Regions from separate parts of the Homo sapiens genome. Here all the other regions are linked to region 1. The links are chromatin contacts, found by Hi-C or POLR2A ChIA-PET in ENCODE. All regions are on one chromosome and are shown on one strand. Each heading gives the region's core, a stretch centred on a gene start or an enhancer-like site at or near the end of the contact. The rest is flanking DNA. Distances are from core to core; before and after follow the strand shown. Region 1 holds the start of TNP1 (transition protein 1). Region 2 has its middle 45 kb from the start of TESHL. Region 3 overlaps IGFBP-AS1 (IGFBP5 antisense RNA 1).

The links. Hi-C counts contacts between places; a loop is a spot of excess contacts on that map. ChIA-PET counts read pairs that join two places held with the same protein, here RNA polymerase II (POLR2A). Pooled maps may share reads with other maps.
Region 2: a loop to region 1 is called in a map of heart left ventricle, with 2.3 times the contacts of the local background. The contact joins the enhancer-like site here to the promoter of TNP1 in region 1. A Hi-C loop is called at or near these places in 2 of 168 maps with a recorded cell type or tissue (heart left ventricle and heart right ventricle) and 1 of 50 pooled maps. POLR2A ChIA-PET finds 5 or more read pairs at or near these places in 2 of 52 experiments (A549 and A673).
Region 3: a map with no recorded cell type shows a loop between it and region 1 (2.8-fold over the local background). The contact joins the enhancer-like site here to the promoter of TNP1 in region 1. A Hi-C loop is called at or near these places in 1 of 168 maps with a recorded cell type or tissue (psoas muscle), 1 of 37 single-sample maps with no recorded cell type and 1 of 50 pooled maps. POLR2A ChIA-PET finds 5 or more read pairs at or near these places in 1 of 52 experiments (activated T-cell).

The regions. Positions count from the first base shown.
Region 1 is chr2:216,858,223-216,862,630 of GRCh38, forward strand. TNP1 (transition protein 1) reads right to left here and starts at 1,842. Exons shown (of 2, transcript NM_003284.4): 1 at 1,674-1,842; 2 at 1,236-1,473. The coding sequence starts at 1,812. The coding sequence ends at 1,445. It overlaps LOC124906118 (a long non-coding RNA gene), which reads right to left. Exons shown (of 3, transcript XR_007088082.1): 2 at 2,703-2,760; 3 at 2,032-2,138.
Region 2 is chr2:216,913,271-216,917,678 of GRCh38, forward strand. No RefSeq gene overlaps it. Among named protein-coding and RNA genes, the nearest start is that of TESHL, 45 kb to the left of the region's middle. Within about 2 kb of position 2,526, at least 2 of the 41 ENCODE cell types and tissues checked have a DNase peak (open chromatin) inside an H3K27ac peak, as active enhancers do.
Region 3 is chr2:216,802,098-216,806,505 of GRCh38, forward strand. It overlaps IGFBP-AS1 (IGFBP5 antisense RNA 1), which reads left to right. Exons shown (of 6, transcript NR_187138.1): 5 at 1,215-1,290. It also overlaps the pseudogene FABP5P14. Among named protein-coding and RNA genes, the nearest start is that of TNP1, 56 kb to the right of the region's middle. Within about 2 kb of position 2,659, at least 6 of the 41 ENCODE cell types and tissues checked have a DNase peak (open chromatin) inside an H3K27ac peak, as active enhancers do; they include psoas muscle, where a contact is called at or near this core.

The DNA.
Region 1 (4,408 bases), core at 592-3,091:
AGCATGCTCATTCTTAGGGTTATGGAAGAGTGAGGACTTGAAATATTTTACCCCAACAAGTGAAATAACTTATCTGAAAAATGAACATGCTTTTTTTTATTGCATTTCTAGATTCTGACCCACAGGAACACCCCTTGCCACCCCTTATAGGACCAACATCCTGGTACCCACACATTTGCATGAGGCTCAGACTTAATAGTGTCCTCTTCCCATGTCTCACACCCCTGACTGCTGGAAACTTCGTGTCTAACCTCATGCCCCCTCATTCCTTCCTGCTTATACCCTTTCCTGGTTACTTCCCCAGAAACCACGTGGGTGGTTGGTTCTTGAGTTTAAATATGAGTCTCATTTCTACCCTGGAGCTACCTCTGAGGCAACAGGAAACAAGAAAAATACGATCCACCTCTGAGTGGGTGAATGTCATATCCTTGACCAGAGACATCATAAATTGTGTTACAACTCAGGGACAAGGTAAAGTGAGGGCTTAGGAATTTCCTAAATGAGCAGAACCAGCTCTATCCCTAAAGTCAGTTCTCTCTCTCTCTCTCTGTCAAATGATCAATACTCAGATTGAGACAATTCCTACTTCTAGGCACACTGGACTAAGGCTTATGGCATGCTACGAGGCAATATCCCACTCTTCAGTCTTGCCCACCTCAAGCCCAACATAGCTACCAAAATAACCTAAAGAAATCTAAACTCTCATCACTTCCACTGTTACCAATAGGATCCTTTACAAAGAACATGTTGGTCTCTGTTCAGAAGGTGTTCCCATCTCTTAGCCTGCTAATACTGCCCATATGATCAATGAATTAAGAGCTTCTAAGAGCTCCTCCAGGTGATCTCTATCTCCGGGCCAAGTCTTTAGATTTAGTTTAGCTTTCAACACCTCTATGCTATAAGCTCTGACGAAAACAGCTTGCATCCTTTGGTTTAAGCTCTAACAAAAACAGCTTGAATCCTTTGGTTAATGCTAATGAATGCATTTCTCCCTTTTTTATCTCTTCTCCCTTTCCATGTTGAGGAGAGAGACAGCACACTGGGATGAAGACAAATACGGCAATAGTGTGTGGCCAGAGTAGGACCACCTCCCACGGTGGTGGGAGGGAATTGGAGGACAAATTACTTTTGATATTTTCCAAGTCACATTTAATGGTTTCATACTGGCCAATTCTTCCCCAAACCCACCTAGCTCAGGAACTCAAGTCTTTCCAACCAAAAGATCAAAGTAAACATTTCTGCTTTCAAAGTTTTATTGAGATGTTGGGGAAAAACAGCCAACATATACATTCCTCATTTCGTCACAACTGGCATTTGATCCACATTCCATAGGCTCCTCTCTGGCTTTGATCTAACATCAGGTCTCCTTGGCAGTTCCCCTTCTGCTGTTCTTGTTGCTGCTTGGTGCTGTGTGAAGCGCACCAGGGCAGAGCCCGCTGGGGGCTCACAAGTGGGAGCGGTAATTGCGATTGGCTGTGGGAAAGGACAGGTTTGCAACAGAGACACGAATTAGAACATTCCCATCAAGACTCTTGTTGCTCAAATCTGCATTTAGTTATTGGAAATAATCTCAGGCCAAGATTTCAGGGTCCTGTGAGAGCTGCCTCCAAGAGGGAGGGCCTGGCAGCAATGTGTGCCTAAGTTTGGCAATCTCCTCCCCATCCCTCACTCACCGTCATCGCCCCGTTTCCTACTTTTCAGGTTGCCCTTACGGTATTTTCTTTTGCTGCCACCTCTCTTGACTCCCTTGTGAGGAGATCGGCTCTTGCTCCTCCTCATGCCATGACTCTTTAATTTGCGGCTGGTCGACATGGTAAGTTCTGCCAAAATGAGGGGCTTTGCAAGGCCCGGGGGCCAGGAGTCTGGGTATTTAAGGCCTTGGCCATTGTGACAGGGAAGGGGCATGGCTCAGCAGGTGGGCGGGGCTCTACTGTGCTGTCACTCACCTTTGCTGCACTTTGGTCACATTTGTGAAATAAGGTGGTCCTTTTCGTGCAGCTCAAGGGCTGCCCTCAGTTTTGAGGTCCTTTTTATGTTAAGTGAGGCTTTCCCAGAGAGGTGTTATTGAGAAACTGAATCCCAGCCCTGTGCCAGGCATTGGATGAGTACAAGAGACCATTCAGATATGCTTCTCCTGCCTGTAGGAAATGTAACAGTCATTGAGTGTGTGTGTATGCATGACTGTTTAAGTCTCTCACAGCATCCAGAGATAATAAATTTATTTCTGTAAGGACTTGACTCTACAGAACCCAATTCAATATGATCAAAATAGAAATATTCCTTCTTTTTCATCTAGGTCAGGATTTCTCAGTCTTGGCACTGTTGACACAATGGGCAGGGTAACTTTCAGTGGGCTGTCTTGTGCACCCTAGGATGTTTGGCAACATCCCTGGCCATTACCCACTGGACACCAGAGAAGCCTGGCAGCTATGACAACCCAAAATATTCCCAAACATTGCCACCTGTTTCTTTGGGAGGCTGGGGAAGTGAGGGAAAAAATGGCTCTGGTTCAGAACAATTAACCTAATCATTTTTTAAAATTCAGTCACAGATATTGATCACATAGCATATGCCATACATTTAGGTGGTAGAAAATTAGTGGAGGATAAACACACGTAGATACTGTGCTCATGGAACTCTCAGCCCACTGGGGAGAAAGCCATTCATCAGATGTCTACATAAATCAGTGAGTAAGTACTTACGGAGTCATTTTGGCTGGAGAAGGGCAGAGGGAAACTCCCTACATGGTACAGGATGAGGCTGGAGGGAGAGACAGAGATCAAACCATGATCAAGTACATTGGGAAGCCTTTAAAAATGTTAAGAGGATGGCATGTGAGATTAGAGGGTGCCAAGTGGGTGATGTATTGACTGGAGGAGCTGTGTAAAGGGAGATGCTACTGTCAACATCAATGGTTCAGCAGAGAGAAAGATTTGATGATGGTTTAGGTCTGGCCAGGAAAGGTGTTGATTGAGATCTAAAGTAGACAAGAGACCAAGGCTTGGTGACGGATTGAATTTGGGAGGTGAAAGCAGATGGTGTCAAGGGTGTGGCTTTTGTTTCTGTATAATGCAGTTATCTGGATGCTGGTGCCATTCATGGGGATAAAGGCCAGACATGGGGAGAGTGATGATCATGTACTTGGTATAAGACATACCAGCTTTGAAGTGCCTTTGACACTTACAAATAGATATATTGAATGATTATTGGTGTATAAGTCATCCAGCCTTTCCTTTTTCCTCCATTACACCTCATAGTAAATGCTTTGCTTTTGAAAATGTTTCTTTCTTTTTTTTTTTTTGAGACCGAGTCTTCTCTTTTGCTCAGGCTGGAGTGCAGTGGCACAATCTTGGTTCACTGCAACATCTGCCTCCTGTGTTCCAGCAATTCTCCTGCCTCAGCCTTCTGAGTAGCTGGGATTACAGGCGTGTGCCACCATGCCTAGCTAATTTTTGTATTTTTAGTACAGACAGCGTTTCGCCATGTTGGCCAGGCTAGTCTTGAACTCCTGATCTCAGGTGATCTGCCCACCTTGGCCTCCCAGAGTGCTGGGATTACAGACGTGAGCCACTGTGCCCGCCTCATTCGGATTTCTATAGAACTTGTTTGCTATTTCTTCCATTTGTCTCTCCTCTCTCCATTGTCATTACCCTCATTCAAGAACTGAGCATCTTGTATGCAGGAGATCCTTAGCAAAAGTTGGTTGAATAGAAGAGCGAAAGTAGTTCAAGTCCCACTCCCTGGTTTTCTGATATCTATAGATGGCAAATTGAGTTTTGAAACCCAGATTCCTTGTATAGCCACCATATGTGACACTTTCCATTTTCCTGCTTCTGGGCAGGTCTCTCTGGAGACCTTCTATTGGTGACTTGTTGGTGACTTTTATTCACATGAAGAAGTTCTATAAAACAGGCTGCTGGCTTGCTTGTTGGTAGTCCAGACCTTCTGCGTCCACTCAAGGCTGGTTGTTTCTCCTACAAACATGCCCCCATGAAAGCAGGGACCTCTGTGAAAGCAGGAATTGAGAAATTGGGCTCACTACTGAATATTCCCTGGGAGTTCATCAGTCCTGCCACAGAATAGAAGCTCAGTAAGTATTTGTGAAATACATTTGGTCAATGAATAAAAAGTCCTTCTTTTATTTTTCTAACTATCCTGTTCCTTCCCATTTTGCCCCACATCTCTAAGGAAGACTTCCCAACTTATCAAATTTTCACTGTCCTTTGAAACTTCTTCAAAGTTTATTGTCTGTATAATATTGGCTTTAAAGTCTAGACAACCAACCCTAATTGTGTGAAATCATGTTTTATGCCTGCATTGCCAGCCATGTGTGTTAGACTGGTTTCAACAGGAGGTGGTGTGTCTTCATTCTGGTCCTGACTGGACTTCTCTGGTCGTTAGCTCCCTT
Region 2 (4,408 bases), core at 1,276-3,775, 56 kb after region 1:
AGTGTCTCTGGCACCAATGAGAACAGGCACGGATAAGAAGGGGCAAGGTGGCCAGGTGCGGTGGCTCACGCCTGTAATCCCAGCACTTTGGGAGGCGGAGGTGGGCGGATCATGAGGTCAGGAGTTCGAGACAATCCTGGCCAACATGGTGAAACCCCGTCTCTACTAAAAATACAAAATTAGCCGGGTATGGTGGCACACACCTGCAGTTCCAGCTACTCAGGAGGCTCAGGCAGAAGAATCGCTTGTACCTAGGAGGCGGAGGTTGCAGTGAGCTGAGATCGTGCCACTGAACTCCAGCCTGTGTGATGGAGCAAGACTCCATCTCAAAAAAAAAAAAAAAAAAAAAGGTGGGGGGGCAAAGCTTCGGTGGAACAAATGGAAGCTTAGACGCCAAGAAAGCATTCCCAATAGGAAAGAGGTGTCCTCCCCGGGAGGGCTATGACAATAAGAGGCTCATGTGTATGGCCCAGGAAGAAGGTTTTCTGTAAAAAAGGCAGGGATGGTTGACTTTTCAAGGCATTTAGCCACCTGAGGGGTCTGCCACCTACTCTCCAAGGGCACTATGTCATGGCTCTTACCAACAGAAAAAAAATCTTAACTCATTTGCTTTGCTGATAGAATGGAAATCCCAGAGGCATGAGGCTTATGCCCAGAAAGTGGCAAAGACTGAGCCAGGTTGAATGCACATCTTCTGACTTCCACCCTGGTTGTATGTGGAAGGCAGCCTCCGAGATGGCCCCCAGTGATCCCTGCCTCCAAGTAGTCACACCCTTGTGGAACCCCTTCATGTTGAGCATGAGCTGGACTTAGAGTAAGTCAGTCTTATTTACACTAGACTTGCTTCTAGTGGAGAAAATACAGCAGAAGCAATAGAATATCACCTCTAAGGTTAGGTTGTAAAAAGACTGAGGCTTCTGTCTTTGGTGCCTCCTCTCTCTCTCTCTCTCTCTCCCCCTCTGTCCCAGGTATTTAATAAAGGTATGTTGATTGACACAGGAATTATTCCATCCATAAGTTGTAACCTTGGTATCGGAGGAAAAAGCAATGTAGGACTAGATGTCATCTCTGCAGCGGGAATAACTGGACTGAGGTATTCAGTAAGCAACATTCTCTGCATCTGGGATTCTATGGACATCAACACTCACTTGCACACAGATGGTTTCTCTTTCCCACCCCCATTCTCAGTGTGTGAAATCATTCCAGCATCTAAACTGCCATCTTCATGCATGGTACCTCAACTCTGTGCTCAGGAGCCAGAATAATCCATGCAGCCAAGTCTGTGCCCTGGCTGAATGAGAGAGGATGACTGGAGGCTAGATTCACCAGCTGGGAGAGCCCATGGTTACTTTTCTGGCTTTGTCCTCACCCAGCATGACAAAGCACCAGCAACTATGGGCTGCCCCAGAGGGCACTGGAGGCATCTGACCTTTTCATCCCTAGGAGTCCGTGGTCTTAAGAGAAGAACGACATAATGGCCCTCTGTTCTTAGTGGGCTCTGCTGAGTTAAGCTGGGTTGATGGAGAGAATGGTAAAAGCCCTGGGGGAGCAAGGGTCCCCGAAGGTCATCTTACCCATTCTTCTGCCTCTGGGAAGGGTAGCTAATTAGCAACTTAGTAGGTCAAAGATGCAATGAGAAGGTGAGTCTGATCACCCTTTACTTTGGGATGTACAGAAAGGAAGATTCTACAGTTTCCTTAGTTAATAATCTGGTACCTCATGTCCTGGATGCTCAGTTCTTCCTGCTTCTCTTTTCATCCAACGGTTCCCTGTTTTTGTCCAAGCAACCTTATTCTGTCTGAGGTTCAGCTGATTCTGGAGACTAAATCTTCATAGCCATTAAAGAATTGCTTTTGGCCCCTGCCACACTCATACTTCCTCAGACTTCATCTTGAAGGTTTTCATTAAGAACAGAATTTATGTAACTAAAGTCTGGGCAAGGCATAGATGATGAGGAGGTGACAACGATAAACAGATAAGTTAGGGACTTCAGGAACTTCGATGCCATGCGAATCCTTTGGCCGTAAGCATCTTTCTATGTCACTTGAGGAGTTTGGATGTGTGCAGAAGCTCAAGAAGATAAGTGGTCAAGAGAAGATCACCTCGGTCAAGGCAGATCTAAGTCCAATACATGGACTTTTGCCTTTTTGTCTTGTAGTCTTTCCAAAGATGTCAGTTTCGTAGGCCTGAATCACTGTACAGGATGTGACTGCTTGCTTTTCTGGAGAGAAAAGAGGAAAATAAAAATCCCATCCTTTCTCAAAAAATAAGAGTAATAAAGCTCTTTAGTCTCATTAAACAGGCGTGTTGGACTTCAAATAACTCTCATCACATAACATGTTGATGAGTTAAGTGTTAATGAATCAGAAACATATGGATACAATTTCCCTGAAAATACACAAGGGTTTTGGAATCAAGGGGAGTCACCCCTACCGCCAGCCCTGCCCACCTCCTTGGCTCTGGGCTCAGGAGTTAGGATCTTGCCTCCCCTCCTGGGCTCACTGATGGGGCTGCTCCCTTTCTGGCCACCCAGACTGCTCTCAGCTTCTCCCTGGAATTCCTCCTCTCCTGTGGCTTAGTGGCCAAGTGGCAGGGGTGGGCTGAGAGATGAAAGGTCAACTGCTGAGAGAAATGAATGACACAGGGAAGAGAGGCCCGGGAGTTGTCGGCCCAAGTGCTCAGGAGATGGGCCACGTGCTGTGTGCGGGAGGGACCCGTGCTGGCGGCTACATGCTGGCTTCAGGTCTGGGGCTCTTCGGAAAGTAGTTTAAGATGTTTTCTTTCTTTCCAAGCAATATGAAATTCTCTTGATCCGTACTCACTGATTTGTGTTTTCCGGGTTGCCAGGGTTTCCTGGAGATTGCGCCTGCATCTTTGCAGGGGCTGGGACAGACAATTCGGAACTCACCAGGACGGGCACTTCTGAGCAGAAATCATGCCTTGGGGTCACCTCAACTTTTCAGAGTATGTCTCACTTGCCTCACACAAAATCCCACTGCCTTCCATGCCAGGTTAAAGTGGCTTAAAGTAGATGAAAGGACTTGCCTGTGGACCTGGGAGTTCTGCAGCCCGACCCAGCTTCCAGTGAACAGTTTCAGAGCTGGGCAGTGTCTGTGGAGTGAGGGGCCCAGTTCCTTCTTTCTTCTTGCCTGAGGTTCTCAGATGGTTGACTGTCACCCAGGCAGACCCAATAGTGGCGCATAGGGACACACTCCATGCAGGAGTGTGGATGATCCCCATATTAGATTCTTTAAGCCCCATCCTAAATTCATTTTGGGTTCCCTCAGAGTATACCTTGAAGAGAGAATTGTGGTGCAATGATTTATTCATGAGGTGATTCCAGGAAGCATGGTAGAAAATAGGGAATGTTGGGCCTGATGTGGTGGCTCATGCCTGCAATCCCAGCACTCTGGGAGGCCGAGATGGGTAGATCACCTGAGGTCAGGAGTTCGAGACCAGCCTGGCCAATATGGTGAAACCCTGTCTCTACTAAAAGTATAAAAATTAGCTGGGCATGGTGGCGTGCGCCTGTACTCTCAGCTACTCAGGAGGCTGGGATGGGAGAATTGCCTGAACCTAGGAAGTGGAGGTTGCAGTGAGCTGAGATCGCACCACTGCACTCCAGCCTGCGTGACAGAGCGATATTCCATCTTAAAAAAATAGGGAAAGTGGGATGTGGGAAGCAGATGTGTTAATGAGTGGGTTGTTTGTGTGGGCACCTGGGCTCAGTCTGGATGGGGATATTTGGAGAGGCACTCCCTCTAGGAGGAAACTGGGTGTTTATTTACCAACTCCCATTCCTCATGGGTTGCTTCTGAGACGCTCACCTCTGTGCTCTCAACCCGCTCCATGTGTAAGTAGATCATATTCCTGAGGCCAGAGAAAGCCCCAGGGCAGAGAGATGATGGTGGCTGAGGTAGGAAGCTGTTGGAGTGGCTGTGGGTGACCTTCAGGGAGGAAGAAGGGAAGAGGGGCTGGCACAGACATCATCTCCTGCAAGGGTCTGGATGTGCTCCCACTCCCCTTCTTTCTGCTTTTTGAGACTGATTCACTTCTCAATCAAGTCTTGGATGCAGAAGGAAAGAAGGGAGCAAAATAAATTAGGTACCCCCAAATGCGCTTGTTTGTGGGGACTAGAGAGTTGAAGGTATAAATGTGTGTTTGCATTGCTTGCCAAGCTGTGACTCAGAGTGTCTGGCCTGAGAGTGGCAATGCCCACAGGCCCCCAGGGCCCACTGCAAACTGCACAGGGGGCTGAGCTCTCCTACCTGTCCTGGCTTTTGGCATTTCTGGCCTGGCATAGTCATTTAAAACCTTGGTTTGGGGTCTTTTTATTTTTCTTTCCACACTTCCTGGAATCACTGGTCAGCTTCAGAGCCAGGCTGTTGCTCTGAAAGTCCTGGGAGAG
Region 3 (4,408 bases), core at 1,409-3,908, 55 kb before region 1:
CCTGCCAATTAGGAGACTTGAGGTGGCCTTGAGGCTGAGTCAAGCCAATCTTTCTGCCCTTTTGATAGCTGGTCACTCCCCTTGGATCTATACTATTTGCTTCAGCTTCTAGTGATTTCTTCTACTCTGTTTGGGATATTCACACTGTATTAGGAATTTATAGACCTGGATGGGCCCACCAGATGTCATCTGCTTTCTGAAGTTCTCAATCACCAGGCAGAATTCCAGCCCCAGCAATCCTTTGTTCTGAAGGATATAGGGAGGCCCTTCAGTAAGAAAATCAGTCTGAATTTCTGTTTTTCCCTCCAGAATGACAGTGGCCCCTTCTGTTGGGTTTGCAACATTTACTCTGGAAGCCCCCACTGCACGCTTACCCTAATCATCTGCAGGTCTTGGCTGAGCATTTAGAGATTCAGAATACCATATTGGGTACAACAAGGGTCTCCTGGAGCCAAAAAGATACAAACTTTCAATCCCACTGGTTAGGGTTGGAAGGAAGACAAATACACAGAAGATTCTGTTGTTCCGATGAAAGGGATCTCTGTGTCTGCACAGCGATGACAGGGAATGGTGTTTGGTCTCAAACAGCACGTTTCTGACCCGATTGACTTGGAAGATGGGCTGCTCTTGCATTGCGGCCCATGCCAAGGTCACGGGGACACATGACCACTGCAGGGAAGGAAGATCTGTATTCTCTGGCGAAAATTCACATGAGTGGGGAAGGAGAGGAGGAGGTGGCATGCAGAGAGAGGGGCCATCCCACTTTGCAAATCCCTCCTCCAGCTTTGTCACTGCTCCCCACCCCTCAAGTTAGAAGCACCAGCAGCATGGGCCAGACCAGGGCCAGCTGATTCTGTGGCCTGTTTATACCCTGTAACCAGAGCCTGTTCTCAAAGAGGCTGCCTGACAGCTGCAGATGTAAGGGGATGGACCAACACTTCCAGAGATTGAGTGACGCGTGCTGGTGTCCATCTCAGGGGCAGCTTAGCCTGACAATCTTCTCAAGCCAGGGGATGGGAGTGGGAAAAGGTGGAGCAGGCTACCAGTTAGTGCTCATGGTGGCGGGACCTTGGAGCCTGCTATTGAGCTTGTGTGCTCCCTCCAGCCCCTAGTCTGCCAATGGGATTGCTTTCTTCAGGGTCAAGGCAGGTGAAAGAGGAGTTCTGCATGTTTCATTGGTTTATTTTTCCCACTCTTTATCTTTGTCATTACAGAAAACAAAAAGAACACATGATGAGGCTCTGGGTCAGCCAGGATTCTAGATTCTGCTGCCAGACACATCTTACAAGGGTAGAGTGCTTGTTTCCTCATCCCAACCCCAAGCTTCTCCTCAAAGGTCAGCCTTTCTTTCTTCCCCTCAGCTCTGGGAGGCAGTAGCAGGGACCTCCCTCCACTCAGCCCAGCCTGGACTCCCAGCCAGGAGGCTGGGGCAGTGAACCCCACCGCTAGGGTCTGGTGAGGCTGAAAATTCTTCAAGCCAGGCCATCTTACAGGCCTTTCTACAGCTGTGTCCCGACCCTCTATGCCTCTGCAATTTCATATCCTAATCCTTTTGGGTCAGGCTCCCTCCACCTTCATCTTTCTTTTGTGTCTTTCATAAATTGGTCCTGTAGCAGCTGCTCCTGCCCCTGCCCAGCCCCCAGTCGTGGGTGCCCTGGAGAGTGGGTATACATCGTATCCTGGCTCTCTATGTTCACACCTCTCATGATATTTGCAGATGGTTAACATGTTCTTTCCTTTAGTTTCCCGCTCCCCGCCACTTTGGCCAGGGTCGGGGTTGTGGCGGGGGGGGGGGGTGGGGGCGCGGGCGGGCAGGAAGGGAGAGGCAGATTTAGCTCATGCTGGAGCCCAGCCCTGGCACAGCCTGTGACCCGCTGCTCTCAGGGCAGCATGCCAGTGCGCCCTTTTACTGTCCTGGCCTGTCCGCTTTCTGATGGCAGCCGTGGCAGGAGTGGGGGTGGAGCTCATGGGGTTGGCTGGGTTTGTTCAACAGCTGCCTCAGAAAGGAAAAGGCGAGGGTGAGACTAGAGGGTTTGGGGAAAACAACACAAAGCAAGGCGTAGAGGTTTGGAGATTAGAGTTCAAGTCCATGCATGGTCACCAACCAGCTGTGAGAACTCAGTTTCTTCATAATTTAAAATGGGAATGATGAAAATTCACGCTTCTTGGAGTGGATGTCAGAATCATGGACATCAGGGCAGGGGGAAGATGCTTGTCAAATTGTTTTCTTAGGGTCTGGCTCATAGTTTGTATTGGCAAAAATGAAAGAAGAAAGGAAGGAAGGAGAGAAGGAAGGAAGTAGAGAAGGAAAGGAGAGAAGGAAGGAAGGAGAGAAGGAAGGAAGGAAGGAGAGAAGGAAGGAAGGAGAGAAGGAAGGAAGGAGAGAAGGAAGGAAGGAGAGAAGGAAGGAAGGAGAGAAGGAAGGAAGGAAGGGAGGGAGGAAGGAAGGGAGGAAAGGAGGGAGGGCAGAACTTTCTGGGGCTCCTGTCTTTTCAAGCACTGAAATCTGAAGCAAACTAGACTTAGAGGCTGCTGAGTCTGCAGGTTCTGGCCCCAGGATTCGCTGGGTCTTTGCACTTGGTCACTCAGTGATGAGCTCTTTTGTCTATTTTCTTCCCATTGATCAGAGTCTCCGAGAGCAGAGGGAGCACATCCCCTGACACCTCGCACATGACAGTTGCTTCATCAGTGCTGGTTGTGCTCCTGAGAACTCAGCATGGAGAGAGGCCTAGTCCCCGCTCCCCTGCTCCCAATTGCTCTGTGACTCATTCTCACGGCTCGCCCTTCAGGTTCTCGTTCTTGAATTTCTCCTGCTCCCTCCCACTCCCAGTCCTTTGCCATGTCTCCCCTGTGCCTGGAACACTTTTTGATGCAGGTCACCTCCAGGACTCTGCCACTTTCAAGTTGAGTGTTCCAGGTAGGTCACTGAACCCCTCTGAGTTTCAGTGTCTTTATCTGTAAAGATAAAAACTAGACATAACCTTTGGCTGACTGGGAGAGTTGGGATTGGATAAGGCAAGTACTGAGTCCAAGGCCTGGCTCTGAGTCCCTGCCCCAGGGACAGCAGCTCCTGTGATTTTGGTTCATCATGGTAGGTCCCTCCTTCTCTCTCTCTTCTTGGGAACTGCCACCATCCTTTCTGTTCTTTAACCTGCTTCTCCGCCAATAAAGGCAGAGTGGAACACTCTCTTCCTGGCTCCTATTTCCTCGCTGCCTCCAAAGACAAGCCTGTCACCTCCCCACCCCGCCTGCCCACATCTTTGTTTTACTAAATGAAGGAATAATTATAAAAATTTTAGAACTTCATCAGGTCCTACAAGCATACACCTGAATGATAACTTCCCTGTTGGGATAATAGCTAGAAACTCTGTTGGGTGTTTGCCTCTTGCTCGAATTCCTTATTTTATTTTATTTTGAGCAAAAACACACATTTATTTACTAACCAAAGGCTGATCCTAATCTAAGCCAACACTTTAAAATAGCTGCATGTAAAATATTTGTGATGAAGATAATTAAACACAGTAATGAAAAAAATAAAAACAAAAACAAGCAGGATGGAGATATGTTCATTGAACTGAAATTGTTCCTTCTCTCAGCTAATTGCTCTCCAAAGCAGTAAGGAAATTTTTATTCTGCTTTTTTTATTTTCACAGATCTGAGTACAGGTGACATTGTTCATAATGCATTCCATCCCTGCTTTTTTGTCTCCCACTTTTCTTCTTCTTGCGTTTTTCTTTCCTCATCCCATTCCCAGTGTTGAACCAATGCACGCTTTGTAAAGTTGCAGACAAATAGTCTGAGTTTTTTCTGCCATCACCTGTAGTTCTTTCATACTTCTCTCCAAGTTTAGAAGAAAACCGTGTTGTTTTCAGAGTGCTCTTGGTTTTTATAGTGAAGCTTTTGCCATCAGAGATGGCACCATCTGGTTTAGTCATTGCACCAATTTTGCAGGGCCATTCTCATCCCTGTTTCTTTGAGGTATTTCCTCTCTGCTGGGCGCCATCTTCCTAGCAGCTGCTGAGTGGTGACTATGGTTGGCAGATGGCCTTGCAAGGTGGTCAGAGTCGAGGAGGTATACTCTCCTGTTTGAATTCTTTTTTTTTTTTTTGAGACAGAGTCTCGTTCTGTCACCAGGCTGGAGTGCATTGGCGCCATCTCGGCTCACTGCAACCTCCGCCTCCGAGGTTCAAGTGATTCTCCTGCATCAGCCTCCCGAGTAGCTGGGACTACAGGCATGTGCCACCTTACCCAGCTAATTTTTGTATTTTTAGTAGAGACGGGGTTTCACCATGTTGGCCAGGATGGTCTTGATTTCTTGACCTTGCGATCCGCCTGCCTTGGCCTCCCAAAGTGCTGGGATTACAGGCGTGAGCCACCGCACCCTGCCCTGTTAAATGCTTAATAGTGG